Regions from separate parts of the Homo sapiens genome. Here region 1 is linked to region 2. Evidence: chromatin loops called from intact Hi-C (ENCODE). Cell type or tissue: ascending aorta. All regions are shown on one strand. Links, peaks and the distances in the headings refer to the core of each region. The heading gives the core; the rest is flanking DNA.

Region 1 (13,666 bases), core at 1-8,000, 51 kb before region 2:
GTCCTCTGGGGGCTCCCTGGGCCCTGATGGGCAGCCTGGCGGGGGTGTAGAAACCTGGTAGGGAAGACTCTGCCCCCTTCTCTCCTCCCAGGGCCTCCCTCTCAATCCAGAGCCCTCACTGAGAATGATCATGAGGGCTGTGATTCTGTAACCCAGTGGAGCAGCCATCAGAGCCCAGTGCTATGGGCTTTGTGCTTAGTATCCAGCCTGGGAAGGGCTCAGTGCCCTTATGATGGGGGCAGGTAGAAGTGAGGCTGCAGGAAGAGGCAGGTGTGAGTTGACCACGTTCCTCCCTCCTCAGGTCATGCTCTGCAAGCATTCCATCTTTTTCAGCTCCATCCCTTTTCTCCAGGATCAGTGTGGTCCCCACAGCAGCCTCCAGCTGCACCTCTGAACGTATGGAGGAGGAGGTGGGGCCTGGAGCCTTGTCTAGGCCCCTCCCCCAACCATTTGGGGCTTGAGATGCCCACGGGAGATTGAGATCATCCACCCTGGACTCCCTTATCCCCCAGAGGTCTAGAACACAGGAGCTGGAAGGTCTTTATCCAACAGGCTTACTGCACAGATGGGCCAAGGGGATGCAGAGGGTGGATAGGTGACTGTCCACCATGTCCCAGAAGGTCAGGGCTGAGACTCGGACCAGACCTCCTGGGCCCACAGGAGCCACACTCCCAGCACCCGAGTCCCCAGGTCCCCCGGCGCACAGGCTGGGCATGGGGCTATGGCAGAAACTCCTCTTTCACAGGCATTGGAGAGGAGGTGGCCAGGAGGCTGGTGTTGCTGGGACACAGGCCCCCCAGGGATGGCCCGGCTGGGGTGGCCGTGATGTCGTGGGCCATCGGCGGCTGTGGGGGCTGTTGCTGCTGCTGTTTCTTCTTGTTCACTTTGCGCTCCTTTGCCCGCCGGTTTTGGAACCAGATCTTCACCTGTGGGGTTGGAGGACAGAGATGGAGTGGGCAGCAGGGAGAGAGTGAAAGAGAGAGTGCAAGAAGGAGAGACGAGGACAGTGAGCCCCTATTTCTCCATGTGGCTTTGTGGCTTATCTCCTCTCCAGCCTCCCAGACCACATGGACCCTGAATTCATTCTCCCCCTCTAGACATTGCACCCCTACCCTGGAGATGCCCTTCTTTGTAACCTTCCCCCTCTCCATCTTCCCAGGCCACACTTCTTCCAGGAAGCCTTCCTTGTTATCCCTGTGACTGCTCCCCTAATGTAAATAGCACGTGCACCTCCTACAGCACTAATAATAGCCTGCTGTAGCCTGTGGCTAATCAGATCCCCTTACCCCTGCCTTTGGGGGCAAGGATACTGGGTTTTGTTAAGGGAGGGTGCTGGTAGCACCTCAGTTTCTGCTGTGCTGTGTGACAATGGCCTGGAGACTCAACCTCTCTGTTTTCCTTCTACTGAGCTCTGTACTCTGCCTGGCAGCCTGGAGACCAGAGTCCTCGCACTGCTCCTATGGCTGAGATAGGAAGACAGACACACCTGCCGTTCAGTGAGCCCCAGATTGGCAGCCAGCTCTGATTTCCGCCGGATTGTGATGTAACGGCTGTAATGAAACTCCTTCTCCAGCTCCAGGCGTTGGTGGTCGGTGTAGACCACGCGGTACTTGTCCTTGGTCCGAGTCTTACCTGAGAAGCAGAAGGAGCCGGGAAGGAAGGTGAGTTGAGAGGAGGAGGCTACAAAAAAGGCCCAGGCAGGACCCCCAGGAGGAAGACAATCCAGGCTCCCTGAAGTAGGACCCTGAGGTGGGGAGAGACATACACTCCAGGTTCAAGGGAAACAGTCATTTCCCAGACTCAGACCCACAGACTCACAGTCTGGGAGGCAAGTACTCCTCCCATGCCCATCAGGGAGGCAGTGAGGTAGGCAAAACAACCAGCTCAGGGTTACACAGCAGGCTGCTGACGGAGCTGCAGCTTCAGCCCAGGTCTCCTGACCCAGAGCCCTATTCTGAAGGCCAGCTCCAACAACTTTAAACCAGCAGCTTCCAGATGTGGCTGCACAGCAGCCATTCTCCAGGAGCTTGTGAAGAACACAGGTTCTGGGCATCCCTGACCAGTTAGTCAGAAAGCCTGGGGGTGGAATCTGCATTTTTAACAAACTCTCCACTCTGTGGTCAGATATCAGATAGGTTTGAATGCTGGAGACACGGAGGGGATATCGGGCAGGCAAGGGTGATCAAGACTAATGAGATGGCAGCTGCTCCTTCCTCCTGTGCAAGAGAAGAGAGAAGGGAAGAGCCACCACAGGTAGAGGTGGAAGCAGAAAGAATCTGGAACTGTCCCAGGTGTGGGCTCCCTAGTTCTTGCCGAATGCCTGGGGATGGCCTCAACATCAGACAGGGAGGACTGGGGCTGCTGCTGGACCCCTAGGACCTGCCAGTTACCTCAAAGGCTCTGGCTCACGATACCAAGCCCTGAGCTGGGCCTGCACCAGAGGCCGGAGGCTGGTCTGCCCAAGCCGTCCACACATCCCCCTGTGTCCAGGCACCGGGCAGGAGAGATGCAGCTCATCCCACAGATCCTCACTGAGCTCCTGCTGTGAGCCAAGCTCTGGGCTACAGCACTGAGCAAAATAAAACCCCTGCCCTCGTGATGCTTAGCTTCTAGGGGAGGGAGATGATGAAAAGAAAAATAAACATAAAATATTTGATACACTAGTTGATAAGTGTTTCAGAAGAAAAGGAGGCAGGGAAGGAGGACTGGGAATTTAGGGAGGAGGTGGTCTGTGATTTTAAATAGAATGGGCCGTGAAGGCCTTGCTGAAAAGGGGAATTTCAGCAAAGGTGTAAAGGAGGTACAGGAAAGAGTCATGTAGGGCCAGGCGCGGTGGCTCACACCTGTAATCCCAGCACTTTATGGGAGGCTGAGGGAGGTGGATCACGTGAGGTCAGGGGTTCAAGACCAGCCTGGCCAACATGGTGAAACCTCATCTCTACTAAAAAATACAAAAATTAGCCGGGCGTGGTGGCATACATCTGTAATCCCAGCTACCCAGGAGGCTGAGGCGGGAAAACAGGAGAATTGCTTGAACCTGGGAGGTGGAGGTTGTGGTGAGCCAGGATTACACCACTGCATTCTAGCCTGGGTGATCGAGTGAGACTCCGTCTCAAGAAAAATAAACAAAAAAAAGAGTCATGCAGACATCTGGGGAGAGGCTTCTAGGCAGAGGGAACAGCAAGTGCAAAGGCCCCGAGGTGGGGCATGCCTGCTGTCTGCCTGCTGTCTGACAGTGAGGAGCTGTGAGGAAGCTGGTGGAGCTGAGGTGCAGTGAGAAGGGGGACGGGACAGGAGACAAGGGGAGGGACTCTGGGTTTTCCTCTGTCTGGGACAGGAGCCATTGCAGGATTCTGAGCAGAGGAGACATGAAGTCTGATGTAGGTTTTAATATTACTCTGGCTACTGCATGGAGAACAGATTTGCAAGAGGAAGGGGAAGTGCAGGGAGAGCTGCCGTAACCCAGGAGAGAGGGCGGTGCCTTGGCTTCTTTATGAGGCTCAGCCTGGGGCCCAGAGCTGGATTTGAGGACCAGCTGAGGTTAATGTCAGGACTTTCTTTGGGACTGGGATCAGAGGTCTGTCTGGAGAGAATACTAAGAGTCATGCTTGGCCTGGGCTTGTGTGGGGCCTGGCTAAGCACCAGTTTCCTTTATAAGAAGCTGAGCACGTGGCTATAAATAGGAGGCGCACGCAAGCACTTCCAGACCCGCACACGCTCCCACCAGGGCATGGCGGGTCTCTGAAAGACCATCAACCCCTCCCGCCTCTCGCAAGTGTCCCCACCACAGCCCAGCCTTCATCTTCTTGGGTTTCAGCCCTGGCCCTGCCTGTCCCTCAGCACCCCTGTACTAACCACTCACCCGCCCCCATTCTGACGCCTGTCCCCCTCCACCAAGCCCACGCAGCTTGGCAGGACAGCCACTGGGCTCTCCGTGAGCCAAATGGCTTTGTGGAGAATGGGAGGCAGCAGATGTTCCTGGGCAGCTTTTCCCTGGGTTTCCTGCCAGAGCAGAGGAACCACACTGGACGCTTCCATGTCCACTGACCTCAGTCCGCTGCCCAGCATAGCACGGGATAGCCTCGGACTTCAGCCAGGTTTGGCCCCAGGAAAGGGATAAGGGAGTGGCTGCCCAGGCCTTGGCTCCAGATTGGGCCCCTCCTTGGCCTAGAAAATGCAACGCCGGCTCAAAAACAGTTCTGCCTAATGCCACCAGCACTGGAGGCCAACATGGCTCTGAATCCACAGACCCATTGGGTTCACTGGGCTAAAGCTGGAAGCGGTTGTGAGAGTTTAGTCTCCTCGCACTTTACTGAGGAAGAGATCGGGGTTCACAATGGTTGCATGGCAGCTGGAGGGCCAAAGAAGAGGCCTGGTGAGCCCTTCCAGTCCTACCTCCCTGTGTAGTCAGGGTCACTGAGGCCCAGGCAGGCACGGGCCTGCCCAAGGCCATGCCCCATGCCCTAGAGCTCTTGCTGCCTCTCCAGGGTACAATTCCGCATGCTGCCAAATTTAGGGCCCACTGAGCCTGCCATGGAGCCCCCAAAGTGTTGGTAACAGAAGCTTAAATAGCAGACCACCCCTCCATTGCTACTTCTGGGAAAGGAGAGCCCAGACCATGGTGAGGGAAGGCTACTGAGAGCCCCAGGCTGGGGGCCCTTAAAATGCCCAGAGGACTCACAGCCACCCCCAGGAGGACAGGCCTGAGGTAGGGCATGAGGCTCCCTGCCCACCCAGACCTTCGCCTAGGGATGACAGGCAGTGGTCCTGAAGGTGCTTTTTCCTTAGAGTCCTAGCACCCACTCCTGCCTCTTCTGACGAGCAAGCCCAGACCCATGAGAGCCATTTCATAGGTGGGGGGAAATGGGCTCAGAAAGGGCACTTGCAGAGGGCTGTCCTGACTGGTCATGGTATGAACCAGGACTCAGGTTTCTGACCTCAGGCCCAGCTCTTCCACAAGGGAGGGGGTCAGGAGTGAGACCAGATGGAGATAGGGTTTAGCTGCACAATTACTCCTCTCTCTCCTGGCAAGGCTGCCAGTGAAGACCTGGCCCACAGGCCTTGTCACTCCTCTCTGGGCTCTGGAGAGGAGCTGGTGGGCTCAGGAACCCATTGGCCAACTTCTCTCTGGTGGAGCTGCTTGAAACACACAATTTTCGTGCAAGAAAATGGCTCTGCCAAAGAACAAAATGTTTGCTATCACACCGTGTGGCTCAGAAACCAGGGAATCCCATATGCTGTTCCAGGAGTGAGAACTGAAACATCCTCCTTAGCGCCCAACTTGGCGATATCTAGCCTCATTTAACAGGCACATACCCTTTGACCGAAGAATCCCACTTCCAGTAACTGATCCGACCAAGAGCTGCCCAAAGCTCCATCTGTTTCTGATAACACAAGACAAAAAACAATGTACACGTGTACAAGCAGGGAGCTGGTGAGAGAAGGGATGGTGCATTCGTGGAGAGGAGCATTATGCAGTCATTAAAAAGAAATTTCAAAACCCCATATATCCCAGTATGGAACAATTTCTAAGACGTGTGAAAAAAAAAGCAAGACAGAATAGTGTAAATAGTATGTTACCATTTGTGTATAAAAATGGGGGAGACACACACATACCCAAACATAGTTCTTTCTGAAAGAATATACAAGAAGCCAGTAATAGGGGCTGCCTCTGGAGAGGGCACTGGAGGTTGGAAAGCCACAGGTAGGAGGGAGACTTTGGGTTTTTTAAATCTTTATCAAGTGTATGTGTTAATTTGTATTTTTAATGACAGCCCCAGGAGCCCTGGGCTCCAGTCCCAGCTCTGGGCTGGAACTCCCAACTGCCCCAAGATACCTCTGGAGCCTGGGAAGGAGCGGGCAGGGAGGTGTGTGAGAGCAGTGGGGTGGGGAGAGGGCTGGGGATGAATTATTTACAGGCCCCTGGGACGCTGGAGCTAAGGGGGAAGTCCAGGCTCCTATAACAGGTGTCTGCTGAGGGGCGGGCCACTCCCAGCCACCTAATAAGTAATCCTCTGGGCCAGATGCCAGTGTGAATGGGTGGGAGGGAGAATGGGGAGCCCCCTCAGCTCTTCAGGGGTGAGCACAGAGGGGAAGAGCCTTGGGTAACTCACCGAAATGGGAGGCTTTCTCTCTCCAGTTTTGGGATGCGCAGAATGTCCCATCCATGTGGATTAGGCCACCATGAGAGGTAGCAAACTCCCGTCCCCTAATGCATGCACGGTACAGGCCAATGGCTCCCAGTGCCTGACCAGCAGCCTTGGAACTGCCTGGGAAGCTTTTTCACAGTGCAGATTCTGGCCCCAGAAATTCAAATTTAGTGGCGCTAGAATGGGTCTCAAAATTTGGTACTTGAATAGTTTTCCAGGTGACCCTAACGTGTGGTTGGTTGGGCTTTAGCTCCATAATTACTCCTCTCTGTCCTGGCAAGGCTGCCGGTGAAGACCTGGCCCACAGACCTTGTCACCCTTCTCTGGGCTCTGGAGAGGGGCTGTGGAGCCCAACAGAGGTACACTCTGTGACTCCAGAGGTGTCTCGGGGCAGTCAGGAGTTCCAGCCCAGAGCTCCTGGATGTCATTAAAACTAAACCTCTGGGGTTGTGGAGTGCAGCTGCTCACTGGCTGGGTAACCTAGGACAGTCTCCCCACCTCTCTGAGCCTCATTTTCTGTATTTGTAAAATGGGGAAAATTAATATTCTAATAATAGCCAACACATCCATGTGCTGGGCCCTTTGTATACATCTCTCAATGACCCGTGGAGTTGGGCAACTATCACTCTATTTTACAGATGAGAAAACTCAGGGTCAGAGAGGACCACGCATCAGGCAGGTGGGATTCAAAACCAGGTCTATCTGGCCTCAGAAACAGCAGTAGAACCTATCAATCAAATGGTACAAGGTTTCTTGTAGTTCTCTCCAACCCTGCGGCATACAGGGGCTCACTTGAGATAGATGGACAATGTCTAGCATGCAGGAGGTGCATGGGGAAGGGCAGATCTTACTCATTTCCAACAGTTGTGGGATGACCATCTGGCAGGAATGCCAGGGAATGGATCTGTGCAATGGGCGGTCTGCTAGAAATGACCGTTTACTTATAAGGTCCCTTCCAACTTGGAAACGTGAACCTCCCAATGTTTGTTGATTCTCTGATTGTGTTTGTTATTGTAGCTGAAAGAATTCTAAGACCAATTTCAGTCTGAGAGTCTAGACACTGGGCCTGCCCGGGGGGAGGATGGGGACAGGAGCCACAGTGGCCTGCAGTGGGGGCTCCCCATCCAGCCTGGGCCAGGCAAGGACAGAGTGTGGCCTCTGCTCCAGCACAATCAAATGGCCCCTAGGTCAGCACTTCCTTTGCCCTCTTCCTGCCGGGTGTGTGGCCCTGGTGGATGACCAGCTTTGGCCCCCCAAGGCCTGGACCACAAATCCAGCTCTGAAAACCTTTGTGACTCCTCCCTGGGTGGTCCAGCCCCAGCTGGCTGTGCTTCAAGATCCTAACCCCAACACACACATGCAAACAGGCATGCACGTCTGTACACACAAGGGCTTGCTGAAAATGCAGATTCCCAGGCCCCACTCCAGATCTACCACATCCTAATTTCTCTGTCATCTTTAACGAGGCCCCTGTGGATTCTAAACCACCAGCTAAAGTCAGTGGGTCCTGGTCCCAGTTCCATGCCATCTGTGTGGCCTAGAATTAGTTCCTCCTCTCCTCTGGGCATTGGTTTAGCCTGTGCACCAGTCCAAGTGCCCTCGAGACTCTGCAGTTTTGAGCCCTTTGTGCAGCTTTGAGCCTTCCCTTAAAGATCAGACCTCCTGGCCCCCCCTGCCACCTTGCTGCCTGCCACCCCAGGCAACCCCCACAGGGAGCACCTGCCCCACACGCCCTCCAGCCAAGTCCCTCAGAGACCCACACTGCATGCAGCAACAGGCGATGGGGAGCTCACCCGTGTCTGTGATGCCAGCCTAGGAATGACAAACGAAGGGCATAGGGCTTTTGGCAGGAGGGGGCTCAGGGGAGGTGGGAATAGGGTAGCCATAGAATGCTACTGCAAAGAGCCCCCTTTTCCAAGATAAGGAAGCAAGTCCAGAGAGCTTATAGGTCACTTGCTGTGGATGACTGCAAGGCCAATAGGCAAAGGAAAGGGTGGGAAAGAGGGGCTCAGGAGGACTGATCTCACCCCAGATAATACTTGTAGGAGCGCTGCAAGGGTGGCAGGCTGTGGGCCAGCTCAGAGGTGGTGGCACTTCTGGTGAGGGGCCTAAATTGTAGCAGCGTCACACTCTACTGAGGTTTGGGAAAGGCTGGGTGTTTGGGGCGAGCTTCTAGACCTTGCCTGGTGGCAGAGACCTGGACTGTGGTCCAGCCTGGTCATCTTAGTTGAAGGACTTGACAAGTGACTGAATTTCCCTGGGCTTTCCTTCCCCTGCCTGGGGAACAGAATGGCTGTGAGAGCAGTCTGGAAAGGGTAAAAAGCTATGGAGACAAAAAGGAGAAAACAGCTATTTGCAGAAGTGAGCATGTTGGTGGAGTCCCTCGTGAGAGAGAGGAATGTCGCCTAATGGGGAGCCATAGGGCCAAGAACACACTGACCTGGGAGTGGGGAGATCTGGCCGGCCCACCAGCTGGACATGTGATCCCTTATTTGGGCCTGTTTCCCCATCTGTACCACCAGGGGGAGGGCTCTCCACTGTGCCCTAACCTCACCAGCTCTACAATGGATGGATACCCTTCCTGGGACATCAGGCTTTCTGCCTGACCCACAGTTGGGTCCTTGTCTTGGCTGATCTGGCAGTCCCCGGCTGCTAATATCATGGTTCCTCACTCAAGCCCTGAGCAGGGATGAAGCTGGCATGGGAGCGGGGAAAGGGGGACAATGGCCAGGCCAGCCATTTTGGGAGTCCTACAGCCTTAGCCAGATTCTCCTCCCCACTGTCACCCTCCTTCCTAGTTAGAGTTCTTCATCATCTCTGCACCCTCCTCCTCCAGGGCCACCTTTGCATCATCTGCTGCCCTATCTTCTTCATCAAGGTCCACAATCTGACCCAGCTTTGGGAGGTAACAAAGAGGAAGGGACTTTAGAGTCAGACAGAGACCGGTGGCTCTCCCCCAGTCTGGCCATGTGCCAGTGGTATGTCCCCAGGCAAGTTGCTGGACCTCTTTGAGTTTCAGTTTATTTATCTTTAAAATGAAGACATGAATACTTTCTTTATATGGTAGTTATGGAGACCAAAGTAATAACCTACTTAACAAAGTACTTATTAATAAAAACTATGATGATGATGATGATACTACAGAGACAAAGAAGCTGAAAGAGGCAGGAGAGAGGCCAGGCGAGGTGGCTCATGCCTGTAATCCCAGCACTTTGGGAGGCTGAGGTGGGTGGATCACCTGAGGTCAGGAGTTCGAGACCAGCCTGACCAACATGATGAAACTCTGTCTCTACTAAAAATACAATAATTAGCTGGGCGTGGTGGCGTGTGCCTGTAATCCCAGCTACTCTGGAGGCTGAGGCAGGAGAATCGCTTGAATCCAGGAGGCGGACGTTGCAGTGAGCCGAGATTGCGCCATTGCAGTCCAGCCTGGGCGACAAGAGCAAAACTCCATCTCAGGAAAAAAAAAAAAAAGGCAGGAGAGATTCCTCAATGCAAGAACAAGGAGCTTATGCAGAATGGATTTCCATTCTGGGAACTCTTGAGAGAGATTTTTCTGCACTGTCCAATATGACAGCAACTAGCCACATTAATTAAATAAAATATAAAATTCTGTTTCTCAGTCACACTAGCTGTATTTCAAGTGTTCAACAGCCATGTGCAGCTGGTGGCTGCCTACTGGACAGCACAGATACAGAGCATTTCCATCCTGGCGGAAAGTCCTACTGGACAAACGCTGCTAGATCAAACTCCTACCAGGGTCCGGACGCCCACACTGCAGCACACGCCTACTAGCTGCAAAGCAGCCAGTTCTTGCATCTGCCACCCATTTATATCCTTCCTGAGTTTTTCCACAGGGGCACCCTGAGCCCAAGACAGCCATTTAAGATTTACAAACAGCAACTGCATCCCTTCAGGTCTTCTCTGAGGCCGAAGAACTTGAGGCCTCTCTGAACTGTTTCCTGGTGGAGTTTCCAGGCCACTGCCCCCCTGGCCATCTTCCACTAGACTAGTCTGAGAGTGAAGCCCTTGCTACTCCACTGTAGGTGTGGCTCCCGAAGTCTCACGTTCGAGGTGGGGCTGCAGTGAGGGGCTCTGCCTCCAGCCCCTTCCTACCCCTAGCTGGCTGTGTGACCTTGGTGAAGACCCTCCCCTTAGGCCTTGGCTCCCTGAATGCTCTTTGAGGGTAGGGCCATGCCATTTAGCTCACCAGCACCTATCACGTGCCTGACACACACAGTGAGTACTTGATGAATCCTTGGTGAATACATAAAACAAACCTGCTACTTCCTCTGCTTCTTTAACTCAATAAACAGCACCTCCATCCTCCAGCCATTCAGATCAAAAGCCAAGGTGGCACCTCTCAGTCCTGTCTCCCTTGCTCCCCAAGTCCACTCCAGCAGCTGGTGGCTCAGCCTCCAAAGCACAGCCTTCTGTCCATCTCCATTGCTCCTAAAGCTTAGTCCAGCCACTCATTTGATGGAGAAGAAATGTGCTGTTCCGGGGACAGAAATCTTGCATTTGAAAAAATGCTGAACACACTGAGCACCCAATAGATGCTGGTTCGCATTATGATTACCATAATAACTGCTTAGTACTTATTTGATAAATAGTTCATTATCTCCTTCATGGCAGGGGAGGTAGATTAAAAACAAACAAATGAAATAATGACAAACTGGGATTAGCAGCAGGAAGGAAAGTGAGCAATGAGCTAAACCGACTGGTGAGGTGAGGGGAAGAACGCTACTTTACTTAGCTGGGGGAGGTCTCCAGGAACAGGCCACATTTAAGCCAAGACCTGAGGTTGAGAAGGAGGCTTCCATGTCATGAACAGGGAAAGACATTCCAGGGAGAGTGAGCAGTAGGTACAAAGGCCCCCAGGCAGGGAGGAGCAGAGTGAGGGCAGAGAGGGCAGCTCTCTGCATGCAGGTGGACCCGTCTGCCTTGTTCAGGCCATCATCTCCAATGCCTAGGAGCAAGTTCAGGACAGAAGACACTCACTCAGAGAATATTACTGCTTGCCTGCTTGAATGAATGAATGAATGAGAGAGGCACAAGATGGGGCTGGAGAGGCCAGCAGATTCTGTAGGAGAGGGATATGGATTTGGTTTCAAGAACAAAAGGAAGCCATGGGAGGGTGTGGAGCCTAGCTTGCTCCCTCTTTCTGTTGATGGGGGGGATCCATGTGGGGTGCCCCCACAAGCCTGAGGGGTGAGCGTGGCATGGGGAGGGTCTGGCATGCTAACATGGTGACGGCCTTGACTCCAGATGTGAATGTTGTTTCCATATCCCAGGAGCTCCAACACAAAAACCTGAGAGGCCGGCCCATTAAGATAACTTCCTATGGACACACCAGACCCTGCTGCTAACAAACCATTTTGGACCTTCACAATGATTCCCCAAGCTCTGAGCAGCAATATCTGCCAAAGCAGCAGGGAGAAAACACCCAACCAAAAAAAAGCCTTCTGCCACCTTCTAACTGGGTCATTCCCTTTCCCAGCTATATCTGAGCGATGAGGTGTCAAATGTAGCTTCTGCCTGGAGAATCGGTTCTAAACAGCCAGGCCCCTGCTGGGCCCCCTCCTCCCCCAGCCTCTTACAGTACATCCCCTGCCTGGCCTCCTTTCCCCCCAACCTGGCTGGGATGCCCATGGGGAAGGGGGGGTCTCAGGCTCCCCTTCGTGAGTGTGTCTTTATTTCACAGACGATTGCTGGGCTGTAGACTGGGTGTAAACACTGTGCTGCCATGTCCTAGCTGTATGAGCTTGGGCAGGCCACCTTACCCTCTCTGAGCCTCATTATCCTGATCTATAAAATGAGTATACTAGATCCTTACACCACTCAGGGCTATCATGAGACTTAAGTGAGATCACCCATGCAAAGTTATTGGCACAGTGCCTGGCACACAGTAAAGATTTAGCCAATGCCACAGTTATTTGCTTTATCACGAGCTCTTACTATGTGCAAGACAGGGTGAGGATGGGACTGATTAGGACTGGTCCTTGAGGGACTACAGATGGTCAGTGGCAGGGATAAACAAGACAATGAAAGTAGACAGGCAGTGGTAAGTGTCATGAAAACAAGGGCCTGATACAGTGCTTGGGAGGAGGAATCAGGGAGGGCTTCCTACAGGAGACAGCCTCGGAGAAGGAGCAGCATTTGAGCTGGTGAAGATGCAGGAGAGGGAAGGGAGGGCAATGCAGGCCGAGGGACCAGACTAGAGAGGCTGGGAGTGTGAGGTGTGTGCTCCAGTGCACCTGCTGAGGACTGGTAGAGGTGGTCACAGGCACCGATGCCCTAAGCACCTACTGTGTGCCAGCGGCAGGGCGGTGCTTTACAGGCATCTCTTCTGAGATGCAATCCTATTATTATCCTGTTACAGCAGAAGCAGCCCAGGCTCCGAGAAATGATCCAAATTAACTTGTCCGAAGCTATACAGCTTCTTATGGAAATGCAATCCCAGCTCTGAGACTCCCAAGCCCTGGCTCTTAACTTGCCTTATCTAGGCAAAGTAGCAGGAGAATGGCTTCAATAGATGGTTGAGGCCAGTTCTCAAGAAGGCTCTGATTGCCATAGAAATGGAGCTGGATTTTACAACAAAGAAATGGCATAAAAGGCCGGACACGGTGGCTCACGCCTGTAATCCCAGCACTTGGGGAGGCCGAGGCGGGCGGATCACGAGGTCAGGAGATCGAGACCATCCTGGCTAACACGGTGAAACCCCGTCTCTACTAAAAATACAAAAAAATTAGCCGGGCATGACAGCGTGCGCTTGTAGTCCCAGCTGCTGGGGAAGCTGAGGCAGCAGAATGGCGTGAACCTGGGAGGCGGAGCTTGCAGTGAGCCGAGATCGCACCACTGTACTCCAGCGTGGGTGACATAGCAAGATTCTGTCTCAAAAAAAAGAAAAAAGAAATGGCATAAAATGAAATGGCAATTCCATGTCAGTAGGGAGCCACAGAATGCTCTTGAGCAGGGCATGTGCCTTGAGAAGGTAAATATGGCAATGGTTTTAGAAGATAGCTGGAGCAGTACAGAAAGGCTGAAGGTGAGACAGCAGGTTGGTGGCTGTGGCAATGGGCCAAGGGAGAGGACCTGCAATGTGGGGGGAGGGGAGGATTCATATCCTTCATGGGCCTCAGTTTCCCCATCTGAAAGTTGACAGGGTTGGACCAAGATCTAAACCTTGCTCCCACAGTCTCATCCACGTGAACATCTCCCCAGTCCTGAGACCTCAGCCACCCCAATGGGCCATTAACCTGTGGAGCAGCTTTATTCAAAGGAATTGGAGGCTGAGCCTTCCACGGAAGGATGATGCGTAACCATCCTAATGAAAATGATGATATTTAAAACCCTCCTCATGAAAATGCAAAGAGAAAAGGAAAAAAAAAGAACGTCTTGTAGTCATTTCCTATCCTGGCCTCAGTCAAATGATGCTGATCACTCATAACTGATTAATATTGTCTTTTGGAATCGGAGACTGATTGAAGCCCAACAGCCTCTCTCTCATCTTTCCC
Region 2 (14,893 bases), core at 6,012-14,011:
GGGACTACAGGCACTTGCCACCATGTCCAGCTAATTTTTGTATTTTTAGTAGAGACGGGGTTTCACCATGTTGGCTAGGTTGGTCTCGATCTCTCAACCTCGTGATCCGCCTGGCTCGGCCTCCCAAAGTGCTGGGATTACAGGCATGAGCCACCATGCCCAGCCTTGGTCTAACTCTTAATTGTATAGATGGGGAAACTGAGGCCCAGAGAGGGAAACAACTTGTCAAAGCCCGCACAGCAAGTCTGTGGCTGAATAGTCATGGAAATTCCTTTCGTGGAATGAGATGGCTGGTGGATTCTTATGTGACTCTAGCCTCAGGAATGTAGCCCCCTCCTGCTTACTAGCCCCCACCTCCTCAAAACACCCCGGTAAGATTCGTGGTGACTAGAATCTTCTCTTTGGCCTGTCAGAAAGGCAGAGCTTCACCATAGGGACAGCTCTTTGAGATGACACCTGCCAACCTCTCTATATGGATGGGGACGCAGAGTTCAGAGAGGCTGGAGACTCGCTCAGTCTCACAGTGGGTCCCAGGGTGCTTATGAGGGGAGCTGATTGCTCTATTCATAGTAAAGCCAGTCCGAGATCCCTGGGGTGCCTACAACCTCCCTACGGCATCCACACTGCCTGCCTGTCCTCTCCCCACAGCTTGAATCTGCCTTTTTGCTGTGTGACTGGGGCATGCTTCTGTCCTTCTCTGGGCCTCTGCTGCCCATTCAAAAAGCATACCTCCTAGCTCAGAGTCTCTAAGCCACCCCCAGCCCCAGGCCCAGCAGAAGAGAGCCTGAAGGGGAGAGGATGGAGTGCCACATGGGAGGAGGGTCGGGGGCTGCATGCCATGAAGGCCCAGCCCACATAGCCAGCCCAGCCTTCCAGAGCCAGGCCAGCCCCGCTGCAGTGACCTCCCTTCTCCTGGCCAGCCGGCCAAATTCCTCCTTTAGAATAATAAACAGTGTGGCCAGCCAGGGAGACTGGGAGAGGAGGGGCAGGGAAGCTGAAGTGACCCCCTCCCCCAGCCTCTGCTAATGATTTTCTTTGGCTGAGATCTCTAGCAGGAAGGGGGCAGCCAGAGGGGCACCGACGGAGGGGCAGATGGGCCTCTGTGGGGGCTGCTGGCTCCGCCTTGGCGCTGCTCCCTCCTGACCAAGGAGGCCTGGCATCCAGCTGGAGGGGCTGGGGCAGAGGAATGGTGGGGAGCAGAGGCTGGAGGGGGCGTCAGAAGGGCTGGGCTTTGAGTCAGGAGCAGTTCAGAGAGGGGAGAGGAAGAAACGAGGAGACCTTCAGGCAGGCAGTCTGAAAGGGAGGAGGGAGGAGAAGAGCTGATTTGCTCAGACTGTTTCTTGGGGTGTTGGGAAGAGCTAAGATTGGGGGTCCATAGGCGGGAGGAGCCTTGCCTATGTCCCACCCCTGACATGTGAATGCAGCCCTGGTAGGTGAGGTACTCACCATCATCCACTTCCAGAGCTGGGGACTTAGGCCACAGGGAGAGCGATGGCACAAGAGGTGGCATGCTGGGGCCTGAACCCGGTCTGCAGACCTAAACTGAAAACTAAAAGGGGTGAGATGGGGAGGTAGGGGCAAGCTGGGCATGGCCTTCAGAGGCAGGCCAGGCTGGGCAGCCCCACAGCCAGAGGAGGCTCCTTGTTGCCTCATCATGCCGTCACCTCCCAAAGCTCATGCTCTGCGACCCCTGTCCTCTGGCGTCCTTCCTGCCAATGCTGCAGGCAGACTCTTGGCATACTTGGCTCCTGGTGGTCTCTTGGGACCTGAGGTGTGTCTTCCAAGATAGAGGAGAGCAAGGGCCACCCCATTCAGTCTGTCTCTGTCTTTGTCCTTGCTTCTGTCTCTGTCTTTGTCCTTGCTTCTGTCTCTGTCTTTGTCCTTGCTTCTGTCTCTGTCTTTGTCCTTGCTTCTGTCTCTTAGTGCCTCTGGTGCTGTCTCTCTGGGCACCTCCTCTCTGTCTCTGTGTCTTTGTCTCTTTCTACTTCTATCATTCCAGGTCTCTTTCTCTCTGTCTCCCTCTCAGACAGGCTCTGCTGTGGAATCTTGGGTAAACTTCTCACCTTCTCAGAGCCTCAGTTTCCCCATCTGCACCCTGGGGGTGGGGGTGGGGGGAGCCTGGCTTCACTGGTCTCCAAGGACCTGTGAGGCCTGGCTGCTCGATGGGACCTCTCCTGGGCCCAGCCCCTAGCCGCTGTCCCCTGGGCCTCCCTGTATGCTCTGGGCTGAGTAAAGGTGTCCAGGCCCACCTCCCACATTCCACAGCCCCGGCTCCCCGGCTTCCCTTCCCACAGCCCACAGCCTCCTCCATTTCCTGTTGTGCTTGTGGAGCTGCGGGAGTTCTCTGGGTTCTGGCCTCCCCCCTCCTCCTCCCATCCCTTTCATCACACTTTCCCAAATATTTGTCCTGGCAGATAAGAGCCTGGTATTGGAACTGTCACCCGGAGGACAGGCTGTCAGAGCTGGTAGGCTACTGGATACCATCCAGCCCAACTTCCCCTCCCTCACTGTACAGACAGGGAAACTAAGGCACAGAGAGAGTCTGGGGACGCAGCCGAGGCCACGTGAGAGTCACAAGCAGAGCCAAAGCAAAGGCCAGGACCCCAAGGCTAAGTCCGGGATGGAGAGGAGACAGCCTGTGGTCATGAGTGCCCTTTCAGGCTTGGGACGTGGTGGCTTTTGACTTCAGCCCCTCGGACATGAAGGCTGGGTGGCCCAAGCTGGGGCTCATTCTGCAGGAGCCAGGTGGTGAGATAGCCCCTGTCGCTGCCTCCACCTGCCCTGGGCCCTGACTCCTGTTTAACTCTGCAGGACACCATGCGGCTTCCGGGTGCGATGCCAGCTCTGGCCCTCAAAGGTGGGTAGATGGGAGATAAGGTAGGGGACCCGGGGGGCTGCGGAGTGGAACCCTGGAGCTGGCAGGGGTGATGTGTGCTGGTGGCAGGGCGTGAAGCACCAGGCACACTGCCCTGCCCTTCAGCTTTAGTTTTCAGGATTTCCAGTGGGCTCTGTGGAGGCCTCCAGCTGCCAGCCCTTCAGCTCAGAAAGCGTCAGTGGGCCCCTGCTTGTCCAGAACCATCAGCTCAAATCCTTTGATTGGCCCTCCAGACCCCATCCCACCTTCTGGCCCACACCCCTGGCCTCCTATCCTCGGTCTGGTGGATCTGTGGCACTCGGCTTGGACCCCTCATTGGCTGGGAGCTTCCAGGTCCCTGCTGGGCTTCTCAGCACACCCCACCCCTCACTCCTGCCCGTTAACATGTCTTCAGCTCTGCAGGGGCTGAGCGACTGACCCAGCAATTAATGACCAGCCAGCAGCCTGCCCGGCAGCTGGCCATAAGATGGACTGGCTGCCTGACCGCCCACCTCCCCTCCTGATCTGTATCACCAGGGGGCATGGAGGGCGTGGCCTGAAAAATCCTTCTCCAGGGGATGTCGTGGAGGGGGACCAATCACTTGACACACACACACCCCCAACCCCAGTTCCCTCCAGCCCAAAAGGGCCTCAGCATCTTTTCTGGCCCCCCTCTGAGCTACCTAAGCCCCTCCCTCCCATCTCTCTCCCACCCAGAGCCACCTCTGGGCCTTGGGCAGAACCTGGGCAGTCGGGGGAGGGGGCAGAGAGCTGTAGGGAAGAGGCTCAGAAAGTGACCTGGGAAGCAATGCAGGAACTGGAGGCCAGGGAATTGCTTCCCGAGGATTTCCTGGCCCCTTCTGGTGCCTACTGCCTACACATGGCACTGCTGAAGGACTCAGAGGCTGGGGTCTAACGGGACTGACAGAGGCAGTCCAGAGGAATCCCTGGGGCCTTGGAGCTGGGCGAGCGGTCCTCAGAGCCATGGCTGGAGAGCCCCAGTCTGTCGGATAAAGGAGCTGTGCTCCTCAAGGACCTGAGGGCTGTGCATACGTGGCCTCCTCGCAGGCTCAGCCTTGGGAGAGGTGCTGAAGCCCCTGTTTCCTGATGTCTGATACCTCCTCTCCCAAAGGCGAGCTGCTGTTGCTGTCTCTCCTGTTACTTCTGGAACCACAGATCTCTCAGGGCCTGGTCGTCACACCCCCGGGGCCAGAGCTTGTCCTCAATGTCTCCAGCACCTTCGTTCTGACCTGCTCGGGTTCAGCTCCGGTGGTGTGGGAACGGATGTCCCAGGAGCCCCCACAGGAAATGGCCAAGGCCCAGGATGGCACCTTCTCCAGCGTGCTCACACTGACCAACCTCACTGGGCTAGACACGGGAGAATACTTTTGCACCCACAATGACTCCCGTGGACTGGAGACCGATGAGCGGAAACGGCTCTACATCTTTGTGCCAGGTAAGGGCTCCCAGCCTGTGTGCCCACTCCTTACCCCTCTTGTCAACTGGAGGCATCAGGGGAAGTCCAGAGAGTGCTTTAGTTTATTGTGAAATGCAGCCATCCTAGAAAAGCAGACAATCATGGAACCAGCCTGGCTCAGTCGGGGAGTGTGTTCGCACCCACTCCTTGGTCTGGGTGATCTGCCTGCTCCCTGCCAGTCACCCTATTCCTGCCTCCCAAGAACTCTATATTCTCAGCTGCTTCCAATCTGCTCCCTCTTGACCCCACATCCCTTCTTCCCCATTCTCCAAGCTCCAGATATCAGCTGCATTTCAACTTGTGACTTGCCTTCTTTCTTACCCTGGCACTGTCAATATCAAACATTAGAGCTGGAAGGGACCAGCTCTAACATTTGATTTATGCTCTTCTGGGAGCATCCCTATTCTGTAACGGGGAGACAGAGGGCCAGAGATGGCAAATGACTTGCCACACAGCAATTCAGGGGATGGCCAGAAACCCAGTTCCCCTGATTTATTCACGGCTCCACTCCTGGCAGATCCCACCGTGGGCTTCCTCCCTAATGATGCCGAGGAACTATTCATCTTTCTCACGGAAATAACTGAGATCACCATTCCATGCCGAGTAACAGACCCACAGCTGGTGGTGACACTGCACGAGAAGAAAGGGGACGTTGCACTGCCTGTCCCCTATGATCACCAACGTGGCTTTTCTGGTATCTTTGAGGACAGAAGCTACATCTGCAAAACCACCATTGGGGACAGGGAGGTGGATTCTGATGCCTACTATGTCTACAGACTCCAGGGTGAGCCCCCTTTCTGGCCTGATGCTCAGCAGAGGCAAGTATAACCCTCCACAGAGGAATAGCCCTTTACAGTTTACAAAGTGTGGGACTCCACTTCCCAGTGGATTCTCACCACAGCCTTCGAAGGAAGATAGTGTTTTCCCCATGTTACAGAAGAGGGAAACTCAGGCGCAGAGAGAGGATGGAGCTTGTCCCCTGTCGCAGAATTCGATAGTGGCAGAGCTGGCCTGTGCAACATGGTCGGTGAGGGCACAAGCTTCAGAGCCAGCTGGGTCGAAATCCCAGCTTTGCTATTTCCTGTCTGAGTGACTTTACACAAAGCACATAATCTCTCTGAGCCTGCTTCCCCTCTTGTAACGTGGGGATAACAATGGCTGCCTACCTCATAGGATCAATTGTGAAGATTAAATAAAAGATGGAGAGTACCTGGCACATGTTATGTGCTCAATACATTTCTCCTGTACATAGATCTCCAGAGGGTACTTTGATTTCCAGACTGTTATCCCTTCTAGAACGTCAGCTCCATAAGAACAGAGATTTTGTCCACTTTGTTCACTACTGTTGCTCCAGTGTCCAGAATAGTACTTGGCATGTAGTAGGTATTCAGTAAATATTTGTTGAATGAATGAATCTTCTACATCAGTCATCCTTTCCCTCTCTAGCCCCCTACCCTATCCCCAAGCTGAAGTGCTAGTGGCTGGTGGTGACTTCCCCAGACCTAAGCCAATCTCTCTCTACCAGTGTCATCCATCAACGTCTCTGTGAACGCAGTGCAGACTGTGGTCCGCCAGGGTGAGAACATCACCCTCATGTGCATTGTGATCGGGAATGAGGTGGTCAACTTCGAGTGGACATACCCCCGCAAAGAAGTAATGTGGGGCCAGGCAGGGGTCGGAGGAGGGGCCAGGAACGGGTGGATATCTGGCTTGCAGGCTGATTTCTCCCCGGCCCCTCCTGATTTGGGGGGCCTGCCCAACCTGTTGCTGCAGAGTGGGCGGCTGGTGGAGCCGGTGACTGACTTCCTCTTGGATATGCCTTACCACATCCGCTCCATCCTGCACATCCCCAGTGCCGAGTTAGAAGACTCGGGGACCTACACCTGCAATGTGACGGAGAGTGTGAATGACCATCAGGATGAAAAGGCCATCAACATCACCGTGGTTGGTGTGTGCCTTGGGCTCAGCCCAATCCCCAATTCCTTCAACGCTCCCCACCCTCACCCACTTTGCTGGGTGCAGAGTGATGGTGAGAGTTGCATTTTTGATACAGTGATCAGGGCTGAGCTGGACCCAGTGCCTGTCACAGCCCCGGGGTATAGTCAGCCACACTCCAGTGCAGCCCTAGCTAGCCTCTGTGCCAACCAAAACCCCAATTCCAGGATAAACCCCAAACCAAAATGTAGTGTCAGCCCCAAATCCAACCCTATCTCAACCTAGACTTTCTGACTAGCCAGAGCCCCAGCCCCAACCTGACTTCCAAGCCCAACTGCCATCCCAGGTCCGGGAAGCCCCATCCCCAAATTCAACCTTATCACTAGTCCCAGCATCAGCCACAGTACTGACCCAGAACAGAGAACTGTTAGTACAACTCTGTTCCCAACCTGGGAGCTGGCCCCAGCATCCATATTAGCCCCAAATTCGGCCCCTTCTCCAGGCCCTGTCCCCAGCCCAATTTCAACCTCAGCTCCGGAAACTCCATGGCTGGCACGGTCCCCAGGCCTGAAGCCCCACCCCACAGGCTGGCCTCCTTTGGGATTCAGTTGGTGCCCTGCCCCCAGGGCCCCGCCCCTGACGGTCACCCCTTGCAGAGAGCGGCTACGTGCGGCTCCTGGGAGAGGTGGGCACACTACAATTTGCTGAGCTGCATCGGAGCCGGACACTGCAGGTAGTGTTCGAGGCCTACCCACCGCCCACTGTCCTGTGGTTCAAAGACAACCGCACCCTGGGCGACTCCAGCGCTGGCGAAATCGCCCTGTCCACGCGCAACGTGTCGGAGACCCGGTGAGCAGCTCGCTCTCCCATCCCATTCTTGAAGTTATTTTTCTTTGCAGCCGCCAGGCAGCCCTCGGCTTTCAGCCACAAACCTAGGCCCAGCTTTCTGAGAGCATATTAGGTGCCAGGTGCTGGGGATGCTGCAGCGACCAGAGCTGACAGTTCATCCCTCCTAGAGTTTCTAGTCTAGTGGAGGAAACAGTCGCCGGTCAGATGATCACCCAGATGTTTAGTTGTCCTTGTGATGGGTGGGGCCAGCAGTAGCAGCCAAGAAGTAAACGGGCAGATGACTGGGGAAGAGGGTGCCAGGCAGGCCACTCATGGCCTGTGGTATCCCTGAGGCTGGAGATTTGCTGGCTGACAGAGACTGTGGTAGGTTAGGATGGAGCAGTGTCCACCTTTCTGAAGGGGAGAGAAATAGGACTTTCCTTCAATGCTCCCCACCCCCACCCACAGTTCATCTCAACCCTCCCTCTTGGCCTAGGGGAACTGCCTGTGGGTGAGGATTTACGAGACCTGGTTTGAGTCCCGGCTCTGCTACCAATGCCGAGATGACCTTGGCAAGCCCTTCCCCTCCCTGGGCCTTGTTCCTCTTTATACCAGGAGGGTGGGGAGAACTGTAAGAGTCCTTCCGACTCTGACAGCTGCCTTTCCTGCTCCCCAGGTATGTGTCAGAGCTGACACTGGTTCGCGTGAAGGTGGCAGAGGCTGGCCACTACACCATGCGGGCCTTCCATGAGGATGCTGAGGTCCAGCTCTCCTTCCAGCTACAGATCAATGGTGATGAGCACGCCCCTCGCCATGTCCCTGCTCCTTCCCCTCCCTGCCCCCGTTCCCTCTCCCTTCCTGCACTGTCCACCCACCCATGGGAGGAGTGGGAGAGGGAGCCTGGAACTCAGGAGATGGATTCTAGGCCACTGACCCACTGCCGTGTGAACCTGGCCTCTGGGCCTCAGTTTCCCCAGCTGTATAAGGAGGCCATCTGGCTAGATTGGTGTTTCCAAAACTTCAGGCACTTAGGTACCAAGGCCATGATTTTCCCTTCTCACATTCCACTTATACTGTACTATTAACTCGATAGGTATTTATTGAGCAACTACCATATGCCTGTCTCTTCAAGGTTCTTGAACTTCCCTCCCTGCCTTTGTGCAGCTTGCATCCAAGTAGGGGAAGACAAACACTAACAGTAGGGAGGAAAACCCCAGCAAATTACATAGGTTAGAAGGTAACTAACACTGCGGGAGAGGAAAAACAGGGGCCGGGTAGGGAAGGTTGAGAGTGCTGGGCACAGAGTGATGGTGTGAGTTGCATTTTTGATACAGTGATCAGGGCTGAGGAAGTGACATTTGCATGAAGACCTGAAGAAGGTGAGGACATTAGCTTAGTGGATATTTGGGGAAAGGGTACCTCGGGCAGTGCAAAGGCCAGAGCAATCACTGAAAGGCTTGTGTGGTTGGAACAGGGCTGTTGGGGAGAGTGGTGGGAGATGAAGTCAGAACGGGGATAGGGCAGTGGGGGCTGGGAGAAGGGCAAATCGCATAGGTCTTTGTGGGCCTGGTGCAGACTTTGGCTTTTACTATGACCGAAATGAAGAGCCATGGCAGGGTTTTGAGCAGAGAAATGACATGATAATGACTTAATGTTTTGTTAATTGACTTTCTAAAAACAAATTTATTTTGAAAGACAAAATGTAACCTCTCTATTGTAGGTGGAAAATCGGCATCACATGTCATAAATATAAAGCAACCACTAAAATAAACTCAGAGAAGACCAAACAATGCTATTAAATGCTGGCTTCATGAGCTTGGTGGCCCAGGGTTCTGAGCTTGAGGCCTAGCCTCCCTTTGTTAAAAGGGAAGATTAGCAAGTCTCAGAGAGGTGTTAAAGACAGACTAGCACCCTGCTGAGGCGTTCCCTTTGAAGTACCCAGAAGGGAACCCATCGGTTTTCACACTGATTCCTGGTATTTAATGTTCACCTGCAGTCTACAGCCCTCCTCCCCCAAGAGAGTCTCTGGGCCAGGTCCTCCCCTGAGGACCTGTCCTGTTAACTGTCCTGACCCTCCCGCCTCCTAACTCAGTGCTCTCTCCATGCAGTCCCTGTCCGAGTGCTGGAGCTAAGTGAGAGCCACCCTGACAGTGGGGAACAGACAGTCCGCTGTCGTGGCCGGGGCATGCCCCAGCCGAACATCATCTGGTCTGCCTGCAGAGACCTCAAAAGGTGAGCAGACCTGGGCCTCAGTCTCCCAGTGTCCCCAGCTGGCTAGAAAAAGCTCGTGAAGGTTATCTAGTCCCGCCCGTTCTTCTTGGCATATTGTTCCGGGCATAGAGTTGCATCCTAGGAGGCCAGGTCACCACCTCCTTGGTCCTACTCTGTATGACCTAAATGGTCCCTTTTCCTTACCTTTACCCCTGGGCAGTTTGGCCTAGCAAAGTGCAGGGTCTGAGCCCCAGAGACCTCACCCGCCCTGTAGATCAGTTCTGCACTCCTGGCCAGGTCGATTCTAATGCAGTGGACAGAGGCAGGATTCAGTGCAGGTTCTGCCTCTACCCCATACGCCGTGTGACCCCGTGGGTCAAATAAGAATGGATTTTGCAATCCACGTTGTCAGTTCTGGGATGGGAGCACCCCCTGCTGACCAGTAGAGGGAGCACAGGAGGAGCCCGCTCGGAAACAGGCAGTGGGACATAGGAACTGGACACGTCCTGCCTCCTTCCACCAGTTTCTCCTCAGTTTCCCTGTCTGCAAGGGGAAGGGGCTGGCAGCCAACCCTACCGGCTCTCCTGGCAGGTGTCCACGTGAGCTGCCGCCCACGCTGCTGGGGAACAGTTCCGAAGAGGAGAGCCAGCTGGAGACTAACGTGACGTACTGGGAGGAGGAGCAGGAGTTTGAGGTGGTGAGCACACTGCGTCTGCAGCACGTGGATCGGCCACTGTCGGTGCGCTGCACGCTGCGCAACGCTGTGGGCCAGGACACGCAGGAGGTCATCGTGGTGCCACACTGTGAGTCCCCAGCCTCAGTGGCCCCTGACGATCCCAATCCCTACCTTAATCCTGCCTAATTGGTAATGTGCCCATGTACCCACAGCAGGCCAAAGGAGTTAGCATGCCCAGGGGCAAACAGGAGCATTGTGAAACCCTGTTGTGTACATGCATAGGAACACATTCTGGCAAACACAATATGGGTACACACGTGTACAAACACAAGTCTGTAAGCCATGGATATGAATATCCTTCAGTGTGGTGTACATATACTATATGTATGTCGTAAGCCATGTACATGAGCATGCCTGTTCCTTGAACATAGGTGCAAATCCTCTGTGTGTAGATATGTAAATCGTCTACTGAAGAATGCCCAATCTCCAGTCACTCCTGTAAAGCTAGAGTGTATGTGTATAAGCATACACCTGTGCACTATGCCTGTCCATGTATGTAAACCCACCACGTGTTTGTAAGCCATGTACATGAGCATGCCTAATTCCCAGACATCTGTTTAAACCCCACAGTGTATGTCTGTATGCATGTACCGGTGGGTACACAATTCCTGTACATGTGTACAAGCAATGCATGTACAATTCCTTTGCATGCATGCAAACTGGCATAGTGCATGTCTGTAAGCATATAATTGGAGCACACCTTTCTAGAAAAGTGTACAAGCATAATTCCCGTACACATGTGCCTGCTGTACAATGTACATCTGTTAGCAGGTACACATACACGTGTAATTTCTGTGCGTATGAACAATGCCTACCAGTGTCTTGATGCTTTTGTGTATCTAGCTGCCCGTCCTTATGCATACATGCACCTGTATGAGTGTGCTTCATTTATTCACCTTTCTTCTTCATTCGATAAATATGAGGACCCAACTTCTCATTGAAGTATAAAGGTCAAAGGGCTCAGCCCTGCCTGGACCTCCTAGTACCCATAGTCCAGAGAGAGAAGGCAGACAAGGAACTTGGCAATTCCCTCCGGGATCACCACATTAGGGGCAAAGCCTGGAGGGAGAAGGGGTCCCATGCCCAGCTATGGGATTCAGGAAAGTATTCTAGAAAAGGAACCTTTAGGTGAAAACCTGAAAAATGACTAGAAGTTAGCCTGGTAAGGAATGGTGTCCCACTCAGAGGGAATGGCCTGTGTAAAAGCCCAGAGGCAAAATGAGTTCCTAGAAATGAAAAGAGTTCAACTCAATCTGGCTGGAGGATCGAGTGTGTGGATACTTAGGGGCTGGAAGGGTGGCAGATAAAGGGGAAGGAAGTGCTATGGGATGGAGCTACAGGGGTCGGCAGATCTAGAGCAGGCAGGGCTCCAAAGGCCATGTGAGGCATCTTGGTCTCTGTGTATGCAGGTCCCTGGGCATGTTCAGGCACGTGCCTGTCTAGAGCTGCCTCCTGTCCCCTGCCCTGTGGTGGATGGGTGGGCTTCTTTCATCCCCTCATTTCACCCATGCTCCCACACATGCATACACATTCTCTGAGCAAGTGGGTATCTGGGCAGACAGTGTGGACAGCCTGAGTGGAAGACCAGCTCTGAGCCAAGGCAGATGTGACACTTTTGTGTGACTAAAGCCTGAGCGGGAAGCTGAGCACCAGCACACAGGGCCTAGGATGGCTGCAAGAGGGCTCCTTCATGCCTCCAGCGATGGCTGCCTAGAAGATGCAGGCTTCCTTCCCAGGACCGAGATGTGTGATGAGCGGGAGGAGGGAGGAGAAGAGGGATGTTGGTCTGGGACCCTGAGGAGGAAGGCATGGCGAGGATAGGTAAGGGTAAGGGAGAATGGATAAGGGGTGAGAGACGAAGTTGGAGAGGGAAGCAGAGGTAGAGTCATGAAGCCTCTGCCTTATGTGCCATTTTAGGAGTTTGGCCTTTTTCCTTTACTGATAACATGGGGAAGCATCCAAAGTTTTTTTTTTTTTTTTTTTTTTTTTTAAGATGGAGTCTGGCTCTGTTGCCCAGGCTGGAGTGCAGTGGTGTGATCTCGGCTCACTGCAAGCTCTGCCTCCCGGGTTCAAACAATTCTCCTGCCTCAGCCTCCCAAATAGCTGGGATGACAGCAGTCCACCACCACGCCCAGCTATTTTTTGTATTTTTAGTAGAAATGGGATTTCACCATATTGGCCAGGCCGGTCTTGAACTCCTGACCTCGTGATCCGCCCACCTTGGCCTCCCAAAGTGCTGGGATTACAGGCATGAGCCACTGCACCCAGCCTCCATCCAAAGATTTTAAGCATAACAATGGCATTCACTTAGTAATTCAACAAATAGTACCAGCTACCTACCATGTGCCAGGTGTGGTTTTAGGGACTGAGGTTATAGCAATGGATGGGGAGGAGGAGGTGGGACAGGACTCCCTAGGGAGCAAAGAAGCATAGATTGGGGACAGAAGAGGAGGGAATGAGTTCCATAGGACCTCATGGGTGGCCAGCAGGGCAGGGCAGGGGAGAGGCAGGTCTGGCGGGGCTGGATGAGGAGAGTGGGAAGCTGTACAGCGAAGAGGCTGAGGCCTTGAGGGTGGAGGAGACTCGAGGCTTGTAAGGGCCAGTGTGAGCCCCACTTTGTTAACTACCGTCACCACTCCAACCCCAACTGGGCCCTTTGGGTGAAGTGGGGAGAAGTGGCCTCCGTGCTGAGGTCTGGATTCATCAGGCTGGGGGTCTCAGCCATTGCTCCCTCAGTGGCCACTCACTCAGTCCACCGGCCACTCGGTCAGGCATGGAGCTTGGAGTCTGACCGAGCTGTGGCAGCCCCAGCAAGGGTGTGGACTCAGAGGAGAGGTAAGCCACAACCCAGCCCTCAGGGGCTCCAGGGCTAATGGGAGGTCCAGGCAATGGACAGGAACTCAGAACAGGATTTGCACCCCGTCCAGAGCTCTGGCAGCAAGGCCAGACTGACTGGCAGGGCTGAAGGGACGTGGAGGCCAGCAGTGATCTGAGTGGGGGTAGTTACTGAGGGGATGGAGTATTTACAGGACAGTCTGAACGTGTGGCCTAGAGCGAGATGCTGAGGGTCTGACACTGCAGGCTGATGGGGAGGTGGGCGCTTCTATTCTGGACAGGATGTGTACGGAGGGATCTATGATGCCAAAGATGGGGTGAGGGGAGGGTAGCTGCCCAGTTTGCTCATGGCCTGCTCTCATCTCTGCCTCCAGCCTTGCCCTTTAAGGTGGTGGTGATCTCAGCCATCCTGGCCCTGGTGGTGCTCACCATCATCTCCCTTATCATCCTCATCATGCTTTGGCAGAAGGTAAGCCCCTCCCTGGCCCAGTGGGTGAAGACTGGCACATCATTATTTTGCATAAATTCCACCCCTCTGCCCTCCTTGAATGCTGCGTGATCTGGCCACATGCAGGGCTCAGCATGGAACTCAGGTGGGGACTTGTGACGCTGGCTGTCTCAGCTTCCTCCACCCCCAGCAGTCTGGGCCAACCTGAGCCTGGCCCGAGCTATCCAGGATTCCCTTCCCCTACTGTGTCATTAAGTCCCCGGGTCCTGCTGAGACACCATTCCTCTCATCCTAGCCATGGAGCATGGGACCTTTGAGGTGGACTGCATGGGCTCCAGGATTCTTCCAGGTCTCACCCATGGAGAACCTGTGATTCTACTGAAATGCATTCTGATCCTATTAGTCTGTAATTTCAGTGTTCTGCTTTGAGATTTTACCATTCTGTGATTCCAACATTTTAAGCTTCCTGAATCAGGATTACAGCACCTCATGATCCCATCTTTCTAAAATTCCAGTCCTGTGGTTCCAACACCTTAAGATGTCAACATTCTAAGCTTACATCTTTCTGACTTGCCCAGCACTGGGGAGGGCCATCCGCATCCAGCCGAGTACCCTACCTGGTGTCACTTTCTGGGGTCACCTGCTCTACTACTTCCATCTGAGGAGCAGCGAAGGCTGGGAGAGAAGCTAGAGAGGAGGTTCTCATGAGCCAGGCCCTCAGCTGCCAGTTGCTCCTCAGTCTGCCAAGTCCTGAAGCCTCCTCTGGGGCCCCTTGGTCCCTGTTCCCTCCGAGCCCACGAAGACCTTGGCTCAGTTGAGCACTTGCTGTGTGACTTCAAATATGCCCCTGCCCCTCTCTGGGCCTCAGGGTCTCCTGCCCCATGTGTCCTAGACGGACGAACCTAATGGGGCTCAGGGCCTGAGACTCCCTCTGATAACTAATTCCTGGGGTTGGTCCTCCAGAAGCCACGTTACGAGATCCGATGGAAGGTGATTGAGTCTGTGAGCTCTGACGGCCATGAGTACATCTACGTGGACCCCATGCAGCTGCCCTATGACTCCACGTGGGAGCTGCCGCGGGACCAGCTTGTGCTGGGTCAGTCCTGAGAGGCCTCATGTGGCAGTGTGGGGACTCAAGTTGGGTGGGAAGACTCTCTGAGGTCTGGTCCCAGCCTTGCCATGACTAGCTATGAGACCTAGGGCTGGTGTCTTGCCTTCTCTGGCCCTCCATCTCCTACTATGTACAATGAGAGCAAGACCATCCCCCAGGAACTGCCTAGCATTGAGGTTCTATGATCCTGTGACCCTGTGAGACGGGATCCCTATGTGGCAAAAGTGGAAGGATTGAGGACAGGCTGAGTAGCAGGCCTGGTCTGGCTGGGGAAGCTGAGGAGGTACAGAGAAGCGTGCTCCCTTGGGAGGGAAGAAACTTTCCAGAGATTAAAGATGGGGCAGAAAGCAGGCAGGACTTAGATGAGATACCAGGAAAGACAGGGAGGTATTGTGGTTGCAGGAGTGTGTTTAGGGAATATCCTGAGTCCAAGGTGGTTTAAGTAATGTCTAGGTTGA

Evidence for each region. A loop is a pair of places that touch in the nucleus more often than their neighbours do. Peaks named below come from ENCODE experiments on the same cell type or tissue, not always from the same donor. Only the 100,000 strongest peaks of a DNase experiment are listed, where the experiment ranks them.
Region 1: a loop joins it to region 2, with 4 times the contacts of the local background. A loop is called at or near these places in 13 of 110 quality-filtered maps.

The regions. Positions count from the first base shown.
Region 1 is chr5:150,170,734-150,184,399 of GRCh38, reverse strand. CDX1 (caudal type homeobox 1) reads right to left here. Exons shown (of 3, transcript NM_001804.3): 2 at 1,487-1,632; 3 at 1-926. The coding sequence ends at 720. Among named protein-coding and RNA genes, the nearest start is that of CDX1, 11 kb to the right of the region's middle. In ascending aorta, for the core only: no CTCF peak of the experiment used is centred there; DNase peaks (open chromatin) are centred at 3,679, 3,989 and 7,200; H3K4me3 peaks cover 843 bases; H3K27ac peaks cover 6,599 bases.
Region 2 is chr5:150,124,972-150,139,864 of GRCh38, reverse strand. It overlaps PDGFRB (platelet derived growth factor receptor beta), which reads left to right. Exons shown (of 23, transcript NM_002609.4): 2 at 2,812-2,857; 3 at 3,987-4,310; 4 at 4,849-5,115; 5 at 5,857-5,984; 6 at 6,105-6,279; 7 at 6,923-7,115; 8 at 7,771-7,886; 9 at 9,203-9,326; 10 at 9,897-10,108; 11 at 13,251-13,345; 12 at 14,288-14,420. The coding sequence starts at 2,818. Among named protein-coding and RNA genes, the nearest start is that of PDGFRB, 23 kb to the left of the region's middle. RefSeq lists enhancers at 1,764-2,275, 2,786-3,297, 7,485-7,654, 9,327-9,937, 11,574-12,075 and 2 more. In ascending aorta, for the core only: a CTCF peak has its summit at 9,737; DNase peaks (open chromatin) are centred at 6,851, 7,334 and 9,744; H3K27ac peaks cover 6,163 bases.